Regions from separate parts of the Homo sapiens genome. Here region 2 is linked to region 1. A link is an interaction called in ENCODE POLR2A ChIA-PET data of the cell type or tissue named here. Cell type or tissue: OCI-LY7. All regions are shown on one strand. Each heading gives the region's core, and the rest is flanking DNA. Links, peaks and the distances in the headings are about the cores only.

Region 1 (7,871 bases), core at 1,346-6,345:
GGGGAGGACAGCTTTAGCCAAAGAAAGAAGAAGGAGGAGGAGGAGGAGGAGGAGGAAGAAGAGAAGAAAGCTAACTCCTTGTAGTGACGTGCAAGGTCCTACATCTCTTTGATCTGATTACTGTCCTCTCACGGCCTCCCCATGCCCCACCCCCCAATACCTGGAACACAAATGCCCATGCCTGGCCCTTGGCATATGCACAACCCCTCCCTCCGCCCGGATGCCCCCTCCACCAGCTGTCCACGGGGCTTATTCCTGCTGCTTCTTCAGGGCTCCCCTACCCCAGCATTCCCCATTGCTTTATTTGTTTGTTTGTTTTGAGACAGAGTCTCACTCTGTCGCCCAGGCTGGAGTACAATGATGCAATCTTGGCTCACTACAACCTCCACCTCCCGGGTTCAAGCGATTCTCCCACCTCAGGCTTCTTAGTAGCTGGGATTACAAGCGCCCACCACCGTGCCTGGCTAATTTTTGTATTTTTAGTAGAGATGGGGTTTCGCCATGTTGCCCAGGCTGGTCTCGAACTCCTGAGCTCAAGTAATCTTCCCACCTAGGCCTCCCAAAGTGCTGGGATTACAGGCGTGAGCCACCATGCCCAGCCCCCTGTGTTATTTTTATCCATAGCACTTATCACTATCTGAGGTAGTGAAGATGTCTATTTCCTTGTTATGATCTGTTTCCTCTGACTACAATAAAAACTCCATGAAGTCAGGGATTCTATTTGCCACTGTGCTCCAAACCCCAATGCCTAAAAGCTGTCTGTCATACACTAGGTATCTAATAAATTGTTGTTGAATTCATTAATTCTACTCATATTTATCATTTACTTTTTTCAATTGCAGTTCAAGGGGGAGAGAGAGACAAATCAACAGGTACTTATAATACAGTGGGTAAGTGCTGTATTTGGAGAAGTATAGGGCATTACAGAGTAACAAAGGAGAACCAGATGCGAATAAAGAAATAAGGAAATATAAGTGCCCTCAGAGAAGTCGTCTGACATCCTGCATGCTCCAATTTGGCATACCCAGCATCCTATCTGACCTGGGGAGTTCTGGTGCTTTTGTTTTAATTTGTGATTATAAATGTGTCAGATGTGTCAGTCATTGCCTTCCTAGGCAAATGCAAAATCACAAAACATTTTCTTATCAAAAATAATAGCCTCGGGCCAGGCGCTGTGGCTCACACCTGTAATCCCAGCACTTTGGGAGGCCGAGATGGGCAGATAACCTGAGGTCGGCAGCTCAAGACTAGCCTGGCAAACATGGTGAAACCCTGTCTCTACTGAAAACACAAAAATTAGCCAGGCGTAGTGGCGGGTGCCTGTAACTCCAGCTATTCGGAAGGCTGAGACAGGAGAATTCCTTGAACCCGGGAGGCAGAGGTTGCTGTGAGCTGAGATTGTGCCACTGCACTCCAGCCTCTGACAGTAAAACTCTGTATCCTAAATAAATAAGTAAATAAAATAAAATTGTAAAAAAAGTTATAGCCTGGGACTCAACAAAAACAACGTTCCTATGGGAACACAGTTTTGTCTTTTTTTGTTTAAACAGTTGTTGTTGTTGTTGTTGTTTTTGAGACAGGGTCTTGCTCTGTTGCCCAGGCTGGAGTGCAGTGGCACAACCACAGCTCACTGTAGTCTCAACCTCCTGGGCTCAAGCGATCCTCCCACCTCAGTTTCCTGAGTAGCTGGGATCACAGGCACGCCACCACACCTGACTAATTTTCTGTATTTTTTTTTCTAGGGATTCGGTTTTGCCATGTTGCCCAGGCAGGTATCAAACTCCTGAACTCAAACAATCCACCTTCTTCGGCCTCCCAAAGTGCTGGGATTATAGGCTGTTTTATACTTTTTAGGTGATTAAGTATCTTTAAATATTTACCGAACAATTTATTTTAATTATTCTAAATTTTCTTCTAATTATTATGAATGTAGATACATGTTTCACAAAATTACAATTATACTCACATAAAATCTATACAGGCGGTGGCTCGCGCCTGTAATCCCAGCACCTTGGGAGCCCAAGGTGGGTGGATCACCTGAGGTCAGGAGTTCGAGACCAGCCTGAACAACATGATGAAACGCTGTCTCTACTAAAAAGACAAAATTAGCCAGGTGTGGTGGCACACGCCTATAATCCCAGCACTTTTGGGAGGCTGAGGTGGGTAGATCTCCTGAGGTCAGGAGTTTGGGACCAGCCTGGCTAACATGGTGAAGCCCTGTCTCTACTAAAAATACAAAAATTAGCCAGTCATGGTGGTGGGTGCCTGTAATCCTACCTACTCAGGAGGCTGACACAGGAGAATCGCTTGAACCTGGGAGGTGGAGGTTGCAGTGAGCTGAGATCATGCCATGGCACTCCAGCCTGGGCAACAAGAGTGAAACTCCCTAAAGAAAAAAAAAAAAAAAAAAGCTATAGCTTTTCATGGAATATCTGCATTTGCACATACCTCTCCTCTGCATGACATTCTTCTTTCATTCACCCAGTTGTTTTCTGCTCTTTCTGGTGCCTTCTTTTTCTTTAAGCAACATTTATTCAAAGAAGTCATCACCATGGAGGCTTTTCCTATATGCTCAGGGCTACAAAATCAGCTTTTCACATCATTTTCCCCTTGGTATCTTCCTCCTCCTCCTCCTTCCTCCTTTTGTCTTCTATTCCTAGAAGTCTGTGGCTTTTCATAGTTTGGGGATTTTGTTGTTGTTGTTTTGACAGAAGAATTAAGGTCACACATGTATTTAATGCCCTGAGCCAAGTAGTGTCTTTTCCCAAAGGCCACAGAGCTTTGCCTAGGTGCCTCTGCACCGTCATCACGCTCTCATTGACCTTCCTTTCTCTTCCTCCAGGTCCAGGGGAAGTAAAAATCCCAAATCAAAAATCCCCTTAAAGCTTTATTAAAATGAGAGCTAGAAAGAAAAAAAAGATTAAAATAAATAAATGAATAAATAAAGTAAGAGCTAACAGCTAATATTTATGACGTGCTCACCATGTGCTGAGCATTCTACATAAATTCTGTCACTCCCACTTCACAGTACCTCCACGAAGTAGGTACAAATGCAAAAATCTCAGCCTCAGTGAGGGTAAGTGACTTGTCTGAGGTGCTCTGAGTACTGAATGATGGAACATTCATGTGTACCTAAACAGTCTGACCATGCAGCCATGCTCCAGCCACAGTGCAACGTGCAACACTGGTCGGGGGAGCTAACAAGGAGTTAACAAGGCAGTGAGTAACACTGCAGCTGTTACAAGAACCACTAGAAATCGTGGATTTGCAGAATATCAACAATATTTTGTCCTTGTCTTGAAGGAAAGGTACTAGGGCTAGGATTACTTTTTTTTTTTTTTTTTTTGAGACAAGGTATCGCTCTATCTCCCAAGCTCACTGGCTCACTGCAGCCTTGAACTCCTGGGCTCAAGCAACCCTCCCGCCTCGGCCTCCCTAAGTGTTGGGATTATGAGCATAAGCCATGGCGCCTGGCCTACGGTTACTTTTAGAATGTCTTCTTTCAGGATTCTCTAGGTTTTACTCTAGGATTTGGCTGGAATAGAATGCTGGTAAAGCTACCTAAGGTTTAGGCCCCCAGGTGATTCCCGGTAGTGAGATTCTTAGCAACTTTCAGAACCCACATCCGTGCTTGCTCCCTTTTTACTACATCAGCCGCTGACTCAGGACCAAGCTTTATTTGGTCTCAGCAGCCACCTGAGAACAGCAGTTGCTCAGAATTCTGCCCTGGTTGCTGGGGTTTCTACCTAAGGCCCTACCCTGTCTGGTCCCAAAGGTTCCTCTTCTTGGATTCAAGCTAACCTTGGCCTGCATTGATTTGGATGTTACCTTTTCCCTATACCAGCTCCACCCTGGAAGTTTCTTTGGCTCAGACTCCTAGAAAACCAGAAGCTGCCCTTGCCTTTGCCTTCTGTCCTTCTCAGTTTGTCCAAAATATTCCTCACCAAGCCATATAGGCTGGCTTGACCTTAAATGAATTTCAGCCCCTCTTCACTATGCTGTTCAGTTGGCACCTGGCCTGTTCTCAGTGGGGCCTGGTGACCGCGATGGCAGGTGCCTCTCTTGGGGAACCCAACCGCCTTTCATGGGATCTTCCAACCCAACTGTTACTTCCTATTTGAAAGCTTTAGACCCAAGTAGGTCCACTACAAACTCTGTTTCCAGCCAGGGGGACTTTTCTAATTCTCAGTTCATTTGCACAACAGAAATGACACCAAACCCAGTGGGTGTTCATGTCCCTCCCAGATCAGGTGACCAGCTCTGCAACCCCACTCTCTTCCCCTGGTTCTTTCTGATGATTCACCTATGAGTTACACACCTTCCCCTGTGCTAGGGCTGTCCTCTAGCCTAGACCCTACCGAGATATTCTGACAGTGTTGAGCCGTGCTTTTCACATTTCAGTCTTTCATTTATAGTGGTCACAATTTTTGTCATAGATAAATAAGTATCATCCGTACTATTAGTTATTTAATGTATTTTTCTTTAAATCACTTAGTTTTTAACTTTAAACCCAATATTCTTCAGTGTTGCCCTAAATAATATTACCTTCAAGATCAGTGGTTGGATATGCTAGTTATATATTTACTTTTTTTTTTATTTTTTGTTTAGTTTTTTATTTTATTTGAATCATCCACCTCAAAATGTCACTAGTTATATATTTTCTTTTCTTTCTTTCTTTCCTTTTTTTTTTTTTTTTTTTGAGACAGAGTCTCACTCTGTTGCCTAGGCTGGAGTGCAAACCTCCGCCTCCTGGGTTCAAGTGATTCTTGTGCCTCAGTCTCCCAAGTAGCTGGGATTACAGGCGTGCACCACCACACATGGATAATTTTTGTATTTTTGGTAGAGACGAGGTTTCACCATGTTGGCCAGGCTGGTCTTGGAACTCCAGACCTCAGGTGATCTGCCCACCTTGGCCTCCCAAAGTGCTGGGATTACAGGTGTGAGCCACCTTACCCGGCCTAGTTATATATTTTCAAACACACATTAACTAAACAAATAATTATAAGCACTGAGTCCATCAATGTCAATATGACACAGCTTTTTTTCCAGGAAACACTCGCCCAGGAAAATAAGACTGTAAGCCAATATGTAACTTGGCAATTTGCTTCAGAAAATTCCTGCAAATCAATGTATTTGGGCAGGCAGTTTGCTTACCTGGGCAAAGAGCTCGTTTATTAGACAAGTTTACTCCTAAGGACCTTTGCCTCACATGCCTTCCAATCCTGAACGATTATGTCAGAAACTGAGCCCAACCCAACCCCAATCTGTTCTCATGGTTTTGCCGCCTTGCCCAGACCGGTCTCAAACTCCTCAACTCAAGCAATCCACCTGCCTCGGCCTCCCAAAGTGCTGGGATTACAGGTGTGAGCCACCACGCATGACCTGACATTTTATTTCTTTTTTAAATTTATTTTATTTTCATCTTTTTTCATTTTTTGTTCTGAAATTTCATATGTTCAACTGTTTACCACCTAAAATCATCTCATCCATTAGGAGTGGTAGGCACAGCAGCCTTTGATGAAACATTTCCCCTAAAAACACAATAAGAAAGTTCCTCTTCCAGCTCTCCACTGTCTCTCCCACGCCTTGCCTTTCTCCTCCAGTCTCTTATGTCCCTCCTCCTCCCACACCTTTACCATCAATGCCTTTTGCACCTGAGGTCTGCCTGCCTTCTATGACTCAGAAGGACATAAACTAAGGGAGAAGGTGATTTCCAGCAGATGAGCAGACAGTATTCCAGTGAGACTCATAAAGTGGTAAGCAACCTCTGTGCTTTGAAAACATTGTTAACTTAAAATGGAATACTAGACCATCATGGAGCTCATCGTGACACTGGCCACTGTGAAGCCAAATTTCAAGTACGGAAAGTCACCCAATACAGTGCAATGTCACTGCAATTTACACGATGTGATATGAGAGTCTGTACCAAGAAGGCTCCTCTGCCCCAAATTTCTTGCCTTTCATCCATTTGCCCCACAACTCACGGGTGTTAAAGGGCATAACATTTTAACTATAACTTAAGGGAAACTAACTTTTTTTGTTTTGTTTTGTTTTGTTTTGAGATGGAGTTTTGTTCTTGTTGCCCAGGCTGGAGTACGGTGGCACTATCTCAGCCCACTGCAACCTCCGCCTCCCGGGTTCAAGCTATTATCCTGATTCAGCCTCCTGAGTAGCTGAGATTACAGGCGTGTGCCACCACACCTGGCTATTTTTTGTATTTTTAGTAGAGACAGGGTTTCACCATGTTAGCTAGGTTGGTCCCAAACTCCTGACCTCAGGAGATCTACCCACCTCAGCCTCCCAAAGTGCTGGGATTACAGGCGTGAGCCACCACACCCGGCCAACTTCAACTTTTTAACTTTAACTTGAGCACCACTTTTCTGGTCCTTCGAAGGCAAAAAAATCTGAGGAGATATGAGTATAGCAACCTTTGGGACCGGCACGGTGACTTGTGCCTATAATCCTAGCGCTTTGTGAGGCCGAGGCGGAGGGATGGCTTGAGGCAGGAGTTCGAGGCTGTAGTGAACTATGATCACACCACAGCACTCTAGCCTGAGGGACAGAGCAAGACCTTCCCTAAAAAAAATAAATAAAATAATTTAAAAATTTTTTAAACTCAACCATTGGTATTTATGGATCACTTATAGTAGGTAGGATGTTTTCAAGGTCTCCACTACAGTGCCTGTGTGCTTTGATTCTTAAAGAACGCTGTGAATGGTAGGTATTATTTTCCAGTTTACAAATGAATTAACCCAGGCTTCAAAAGGTTTGATGATTTGCCTGAGGCCACACAGCTGGTAAGGGGCAGGCCATGGTTGCCTCACCAAGTCCCTGCCCCTAATGTTACTGGAAGTGGATCCATAACATAAAAACAGCCTCTGGTGTTTCTGTAGCCCTCGTTGGTCTTATAGACTGCTCGTTCATTTTCTCATTTCCTCACGGGACACCCCCTTGAGGAGGCAAGCTGGGGGTATTTTTAGCAATGGTTTGTCAGTTCCACTTCCTCTGGGATAAGCTGCAGCAGGTGGGCGAAGGAAGGAGGAAGCAGAGAGGGACGACTGAGGAGAGAGACCGCGTGGAAGGGAAGGCCGTCACTCCTCTCCAGGCCCGTCCCACTCACGCAGAACACTGTCCTGATATTTGGGCAGCAGGAGGGTGCCCTGCTTCGAGAAGGAAAATTACCAGGGACCCGTGTGCTCTGTGAAATATGTAAGGCTCTACACAAGGAAGGAAAGCAGTTCCACTGAGATTGGTAATAAATAACATAGTTGTAAACAGAGTAAGAGAATAGAGTTAAGGGTCTCGCCAGACTGCCCCAAAAACAAAAAAAGTCCTTGTTGGGGTTCAGGCTCAGCTGTAGGCTTTAAATTGTTTAGGGATATTTACAGTTCTAAGATATAGAAATCTAGGGCAATGAAGGCTCCTGCAACTATTTAAATGGTATCTGTGAATTAGTGATTTATATTATTTCTTTCTGTTTGTTTTTTTTTGAGACAGGATCTCACTCTGTGGCCCAGGCCGGAGTGCAGTGGTGCAATCATCAGTCACTGCAGCCTTGACGTCCCACCTCAGCCTCCTGAGTAGCTGGGACTACAGGCGTGAGCCACTGTGCCCGGCTAATTTTTATTTTTTGTAGAGACAGCGTCTCCCTATGTTGTGCAGGCTGGTGTCAAACTCCTGGGCTCAAGTGATTCTCCCACCTCAGCCTCCCAAAGTGCTGAGATGACAGGCATGAGCCGTGGCACCTGGCAACTCGTGCTATTTCTAATAGCTACTTATGTTGAGCACCTACCATGAGGTGGGCACATCACCTATTGGCTTCTCATTTTCAGATTAGGATGCTGAAGCTCAGCTAGCAAGTTTCTGCATTG
Region 2 (7,871 bases), core at 1,054-6,053, 360 kb after region 1:
ACCATGCCCAGGGAGGAAAGGAGTTGCTGCTTTGTAGAAGGGGTTGGGGTTTGAGAGATCAGCCAGACACAATCGGCAGGGGGAGTATGTGTGTTTTCATGAAGAGTTATGCCAAGGTAGGTAATGGATGGAGAAGAAATTTAAGCTTTGGAGGGGGATACCTGATATTCCTTGGAGAATAAATGTTGAAGGAGCAGAAGGGTATCTTGTTGAGAAGATTCAAGGGAGGGGCTACGAAGTAGAAGGCCATCAATATATTGAATAAGGTGAGAAGCAGAGGGGTGGAAAGAAAGTAAATCATAAGAAATAGCTTGGCTGAAGTAATGAGGGCTGTCCCTGAAGCCTTGTGGCAGTACCACCCAGGTAAGCTGCTGGGACTGATGGGTATCAGGGTCAGTCCAGGTAAAAGCAAAGAGAGGCTGGGATGAGGGGTTCAGGGGAATAGTGAAAAAAGCATCTTTAAGATCAAGAATGGAATAGTGAGTTGTGGAGGAAGGTATTGAGGACAAAATAGTGTATGGGTTGGGCACCACAGGGTGGATAGGCAAAACAATTTGGTTGATAAGGTGCAGATCCTGAACTAACCTGTAAGACTTGTCCAGTTTTGGGACAGGTAAAATGGGGGAATTGTAAGGAGAGTTTATAGGCTTTAGAAGCCCGTGCTGTAGCAGGCAACTGATAACAGGTTTCAGTCCCCTTAAAGCCTGCTGTGGGATGGGATACTGGCATTAAGTGGGGTAAGGGTGATTAGGTTTTAATGGGATAGTAATGGGTGTGTGATTGGTTGCCAGGGAGGGAGGAGAGGTGTCCCATACTTTTTGGTTAAAGTTGGGGGATACAAGAGGAAGATGCAAAGGAGGCTTTGGGTTGGGGAGAAGGGTGGCAATGAGATGTGGCTGTAGTCCAGGACTATGGAATATGTTTGAAATGTTTCATAATGAAAAATTTAAATAATAAACATTTAATTTGTTTAAAAGTACAGTTAAAATGATTAGTCATAAACTGCAAACATTTGCTTGATTTCACCTTTTGCTTGAAAATTGTGTCACCATAGGCTAGGCACAGTGGCTCATGCCTGTAATCCCAGCACTTTGGGAGGTTGAGGCAGGCAAATCACAAGGTCAGGAGGTAGAGACCATCCTGGCTAACACGATGAAGCCCTGACTCTTCTAAAAGTACAAAAAATTAGCTGGGCATGGTGGTGGGCGCCTGTAGTCCCAGCTACTCAGGAGGCTGAGGCAGGAGAATCACTGAACCCAGGAGATGGAGATTGAAGTGAGCCGAGATCATGCCACTGCACTCCAGCCTGGGCGACAGAGCGAGACTCCGTCTCAAAACAAAAAAGAAAGAGAAAGAAAGAAAAAGAAAGAAAGAAAGAAAGAAAAAAGAAAGGAAGGAAGGAAGGAAGGAAGGAAGGAAGGAGGGAAAATTGTGTCACGATAATGAAAATGAAAAGTTCCCTAGGATGAATCAGTTAAATTTTTGCAAGAGAAATTAGTGTGAGAAACTGGAGGTGAGACTGGAGTCGGAAGTTGGCCCCTTAACTCCTGCAGAGTGACAAAGCCAGTTAAGACTGAGAGGGACTTCTGGCAGATGTCACGTGGGGATCTTCTTGCTCTTCCTTGACCAAGTCTGAGCTAAGACAGGCCCTCCGGGCCAGGGCTGCCTGGGTGTATTGACTGGGCAGGGACAATTGTTTATGTACTCTTTTGTCTCATGGACTCCTCCTTTAGAGAAAAAGTGTAAGCTGTCAGGCCATTAACAGGAGAGTCGGCTTCAAACGAGCACCCAGCAATGTGTCCTCTGAAGGAGAAAATGGTCTTGTATACCTGCACGCCCGAACAAAAGCAGCTACTGTTCTGATTTACTTAGCAATGCGTAAAAAAAAATGAATCTATGAACAAGGATTTCTGGCACTGAGAAAAACTACTGAAATAAGCTGGGTTTTTATACCATTTTATATTCATTTCCTGTTTCTGCTGTAGCAAATCAGCACCACAAACCTGATGGCTTAAAAAAACACAAGCTTATAATCTAACAGTCCTGGAGGCCCAGAGGTCTGAAGTCAGTTTCACTGGACTAAGGTCAAGGTGTCAGTAGGGCAGGTTCTTCCTGGAGGTGCTGAAGGGAGAATCCGTTTTCTGCCTTTTCCTGCTTCCAACAGCTGTCACATTCCTTGGCCCATGGCCCCTTCCTTGGCCTTCAAAGGGCATCACTCCAGTCTCTGCTTCCTTCTCCTCCAACTGTGACTCCTCTCTGTCCCTCTTAGAAGGGCCTTGGTGATTACATAGGGTCCATGCAGCTAATCCAGGCTGATCTCCCCATCTCAAGACACTGAATTTAATGACATCTGCCAAGTCCCTTTTCTACACAAGGTCATATTCATAGGAGATTAGGATCTGGACAACTTTGTGGGGCCAGCATTCAACCCAGCACACCTGTCACAGCATGACACTACGGGAAGCACCTTGCTGATGGCCCACACCCAAGTCATGCCACTTAAACTGAGGCACATGTACCCAGGCTCATGGGGAGAAGCCAGGCAGTTCTCAAAGGCACAAGAAGAATGTAGCGTATTACCTTTATTTCATGGGAAGTGATTTAAGACTATTTTATTTTATTTTATATTTTTGAGACAGGGTCTCACTCTGTCATCCAGGCTGGAGTACAGTGATGTAATCAGAGCTCATTGCAACCTCAGACTCCTGGGTTCAAGTGATCCTCCCACTTCAGCCTCCCAAAGTGTTGGGATTACAGGTGTGAGCCACCCCACTTGGCAAGACATTATTTTAATATTTAAATAAACACAGCTATATTACAGAATAGAATGTTAGATTCTCATAAATTCTAAAAATAAAAATGTAAGTCTTGAAAGAAACATTCCCACTATTGGCAAGGTTATTTGGGCCTCATCCCTAGACCCTTGGGTTGGGTGAAACTCACTTCTGCCACTGGAGTTCCTCAGTGTATGAGACTGAGAGGCACTGCTCATCAACTCCTCACTTAACAGACGAGGAGACGGAGGCCCGACAGACAACAACCTCTTAAAATCACAAAGAGGCAGACGAGGGCGGGTGTGCGGCCTCCCTGGCTTGTGGTGGTTTGCTGTGTGTTTACTCCAGAACGCCCTGCTCACATGGCTGAGACAGAGGACAGAAGGCTTGAGAGGGATGGAAAGAGCAACCAGGTGGACTGACTGACGTGTTTCCTCACAGAGGGCTGCGTCACCGGCCTATCTGGTGGTGTCCTAGGCACCGCCTGTATCAGAGGCTTCTCTGATGGTGGGATAAGGGCTCTGAAAGGCATGTTCTCTCAAGGGGAAATTAATATGAATTTTTGGCAATTTGCCCAGCTGCTAAATATTGATTCTGTTTCCCTTGAAGGAAGTTTAGCAGGATTCTAATGAGATATTTATGTGTTTACAGGCATTTATATGGCAAAGCAGTTAGTAATGTTTATTGTAAAACAGTGGGTTTGAACCTAATAATGATTTTCTGTTGGAAGACCATGTCCGTCAGAATTTGACTCACTTGAGAAAGCAGGAAACTCACATTTGGGGCCTCCTCCTCCTTTCTTCTCTCCTCTTCAGATACTTCTAGATTTTCCCTGTTGCTTCCTAAAGCAGTGATCCTCAGCCAGGGGAGTAAGAGTCTCTTTTTGGAATGGGGTATGTCAGACTTTTTATTTTGAAGAGAAATATGCAAAAATACAGATCGTACCATGACAGCATGAATCACATCGATACAAATCTCAGCCAGTCCTACCACTCCCCATGATGCAAGATTGCCTGGACACGTTAATTGTCTGCTAGTTATTTTTGAATCTAACATCACTAGCACCAGTGTGTTGTGAACACCAGAGAATGGTGTTTGAGGCGATGAACTACGTGCACCAGAGAATGGAGCAGTGGAGAGCTGTTTCCATCTAGGCGGGCAGTCAAAGCTCAGTGTGAGGGGCCACACTCTTGGCCCATGCACTGTTGCATGGGTTGAAATGCCATGGCTTGAATTCAGTAAGCCTCTGACTGTTAGTGCTCTGGGAATATTTCATTCCCTCAAAAAGAGTACACATGTCTCCAGGCAGGATCTGTACCTTTTCATGTGCCAAATGAAAGACATACACAGAACAATTACTCTGGTTGTCAGAGGTAGCCAAAAATATCCAAAACCTGGTACCAAATATGTAGGGCAAATTATTATTATGCAATGCCAATCTCAAACTGTGTTAGTTTCAGAAGCCCTTGAGTCAAGCATCCTTTCAAGTTGCAAATTTATGGGTTAAGAAATAGAACTCTATTCAACAGCTGGGAAATTACTTGGACATTGGCAAATGCCAAAAAAATAATGCTCAAAGTAGGAGAACAAAATAACAACCTCCTTTGTTTTAAAGCATTACCCATTTCACAATTCATGAGGTCCTCAGAGCTAGGTTTGTATGATGAACAATCAAGGCATCTGCAAATCAGCAAACACATTGAATTCATGTTTAAAGCAAAACCACATTTGCATGACGAACACTAGAACATTGCTCTAAACAAGGACCAGTCCCTGGGACATCCAAAAACTCAGGAATGCAGAACAATGCGGGTACTTAGAGCAAACGAGGACAAATGACAAGATGGCAAACAACTCAAAGATAGCAGATTGCTCTTTTTTAGAAGCTTCCACCTCTAAACAGTTGGATTCATTTTACATTCCTAGCCTTGGGAATTTGACTGTTTCTATTGTAATTGCTCATGAGCCACTATTAGAAAGGTCACTTGTATAAAGGTATGAAGCTATAATGACTAGGACATTTTTAAAAAGGCAAACTGAGTCAGATCTCGGTTGTCTTAACTCTGTCCATGTAAGTACCATATAAAACAGATACTCACTTTTTTGGGCAAAGTCTGATACAATAGTGAAAGTGTCCATATTTGCAAATCACAATTTTAGGGACTTTTTTATTTTTTATTTTATTTTATTTTATTTTTTTCAAGGCAGAAGAATTTTTCTTAGTACAGAACAAAATGGAGTCTCCTATGTATACTTCTTTCTACACAGACACAGTAACAATCTGATCTCTCCTTCTTTTCCCCACATTTCCCCCTTTTCTTTTTGACAAAACCGCCATCGTCATCATGGCCCGTTCTCGAAGGTCGCTGTCTCTTCGGAGCTGTTGGGTACACTTCCCAGACGGGGCGGCCGGGCAGAGGCGCCCCCCACCTCCCAGACGGGGCGGCCGGGCAGAGGCGCTCCTCACCTCCCAGACGGGGCGGCCGGGCAGAGGCGCCCCTCACCTCCCAGACGGGGCGGCCGGGCAGAGGCGCTCCCCATTTCCCAGTAGGCACTTTTTTAAAAACTAAATTGGTTTTATTTACAAGGAGGTCAGTTATTTTCTCTGCATTTGATTTCACTAAATTATCAAGTGCAGGGAAAACATTTACTTTCTAGATTCATACTCCTTAAGGAACACTTTTTATTATTTTTTTCAAATGCTGCTCTCCAGGTTGAGCCTCCCTAATCTGAAAATCTGAAATTGGAAATGCTCCAAAATCGGAAACTTTTAGAGTGCCAGCCTAACGCCACAAATGGAAAACTCCACACCTGACCTCATGCAAAGGGTCTCAGTGAAAACACAGGCACACAACGCATGGTTTATCCAGTGGCTCCAAGGGAAAAAAGACCTTCCCAGCCCCTTAGCTGCAATAGATATTTTCCACTCATTCCCAGATTCCCCCAGGCAAGCATGTCCACAAAGGGTAATAAAATAACATTTCATTTCATGCACAAAATCATTTTAACGTATCGTGTAAAATTATCTTCAGTCTATGTGTATAAGCTGTACGTGAAGCATAAATAGGGTTTGTGTTTAGATATTCCATCCCCAAGATATCTCATTATGTACGTGCAAACATTTCAAAATCCAAAAATTTCCAAAATTCCATACACTTCTGGTCTCTAGCATTTTGGATAAGTGATACTCAACCTGTATTAACAAGCAGTAATTAATTTTAAAATGTGCTGTGCAGAATGCTTTTACATAGCTAATGGTTTTAGCAGCAAGGGCGATCACCTCTGCTTCATATCCAACATTTCACTAATCACCTCTTTTATAAGGTTTCTTTTCCTTAACCCATATCACCCTGTTACAATATAAACTAAGGCACATTAAAATTTTAAAGAGTTTCTTGAGTAGACAGATTCATGAATTGGGCAGCACCAGACCTTAAGTAGCTTGGGGCACCACTGAAGGGACACTGGGGTTTTGACAACGTGAATACAGAAGCAAGGCAAAGAAATTCATCCAGCAAAAGTCCCTAGTTAGAAGTTAGTTCCGATTGGCCTACGATATGACCGTTGACACTGAGGTGGGTTTCGTTTGCTTACTAGGAAGCCAGGGTGCTGAAGCCTCCTCAGTCTAATGGCCTCCCAGTGAATTATTTATTTAGAAAACTGATTCTCTTTCAACATTCCAGTCTTATAGTGAAAGTATTTTTGTTTGCTCTTTTTCCTTTTCTTTTCTTTTTTTTTTTTTTTTCTGAGATGGAGTCTCTCTCTGTCGCCCAGGCTGGAGTGCAATGGCAAAATAGCTCACTGCAACCTCTGCCTCCTGGGTTCAAATGATTCTTGTGCCTCAGCCTCCCAAGTAGCTTGGATTACAGGTGCTGGCCACCACACCCAGCTAATTTTTTTGTATTTTTAGTAGAGACCAGGTTTCATCATGTTGGCCAGGCTGGTTTTGAACTCCTGACCTCAAGTGATCTGCCTGCCTTGGCCTCCCAAAGTGCTAGGATTACAAGTGTGAGCCACGGCGCCTGGCTTTTTTTTCTTTTTCTTTTTTTTTTTTTTGAGATAGGGTCTCATTCTGTCACCTGGGCTGGAGTTCAGTGGCACCATCATAGCTCACTTTAGCTTCAAACTCCTGGGCTCAAGTCAGCCTCCTGCCTCAGCCTCCTGAGTAGCTGGGACTACAGGCATGTGCTACCATGCCTGGCTAATTCTCAATTTTCTTGAAGAGATTAGGTCTTGCTGCGTTGCCCAGGCTAATCTCGAATTCCTGGCCTTAAGCAATCCTCCTGCCTCAGCCTCCCAAAGTGCTGAGATTACATGCATGAGCCACTGCACTGAGCCTTCTTTTTAAAATTAAAACAAAATTCTGGCCGGGTGCAGTGGTTCACACCTGTAATCCCAGCACTTTGGGAGGCTGAGGTGGGTGGATCACAAGGGCAGTCAGGAGTTTGAGACCAGCCTGGCCAACATAGCAAAACCCCCTCTCTACTAAAAATACAAAAAATTAGCCAGGTGTGGTGAGAGGGCACCTGTAATCCCAGCTACTAGGGGGGCTGAGGCAGGAGAATTGCTTGAACCCGGGAGGCAGAGGTTGCAGTGAGCCAAGATCACGCCATTGCACTCCAGCCCAGCGACAGTGCGAGACTCCGTCTCAAAAAAAAAAAAAAAAAAAAAAAAAGAATTCCATATTCTAAAAAGTAAACTTGGTCTACAAAGATGTTGTCATTTGTGATATCAGTAGGTCTCATATCAGTTATAAAGTCCTTTGCCTCTGTTAGCCAGATTTCAACTGTGAGCAGATACTTTTTACCACTGTTGAGCTTTATAGAATTTCACAGCCAGTAAGACTAAGTTGATCTGGGTGCTTTCCTTATATATGTACGATATGGTTTGGATTTGTGTCCCCGCCTAAATCACATGTCTAATTCTTTTTTTTTTTTTTTTTGAGATGGAGTCTTGCTCTGTCACCCAAGCTGGAGTGCAGTGAGGCAATCTCAGCTCACTGCAACCTCTGCCTCCCTGGTTCAAGCAATTCTCCTGCCTCAGCCTCCCAAGCAGCTGGGATTACAGGCACGTGCCACCATGCCTGGCTAAGTTCTG

Evidence for each region. ChIA-PET counts read pairs that join two places held together with the same protein. Peaks named below come from ENCODE experiments on the same cell type or tissue, not always from the same donor. Only the 100,000 strongest peaks of a DNase experiment are listed, where the experiment ranks them.
Region 2: POLR2A ChIA-PET joins it to region 1 with 11 read pairs; 2 of 35 experiments call an interaction of 5 or more read pairs at or near these places.

Annotation. Positions count from the first base shown.
Region 1 is chr18:9,062,890-9,070,760 of GRCh38, forward strand. It overlaps LOC124904243 (a long non-coding RNA gene), which reads right to left and starts at 2,902. Exons shown (of 2, transcript XR_007066278.1): 1 at 2,449-2,902. RefSeq lists an enhancer at 3,763-3,982. In OCI-LY7, for the core only: no CTCF peak of the experiment used is centred there; DNase peaks (open chromatin) are centred at 3,082, 3,682 and 4,132; H3K4me3 peaks cover 1,033 bases; H3K27ac peaks cover 4,939 bases.
Region 2 is chr18:9,425,303-9,433,173 of GRCh38, forward strand. No RefSeq gene overlaps it. Among named protein-coding and RNA genes, the nearest start is that of RALBP1, 46 kb to the right of the region's middle. In OCI-LY7, for the core only: no CTCF peak of the experiment used is centred there; no DNase peak of the experiment used is centred there.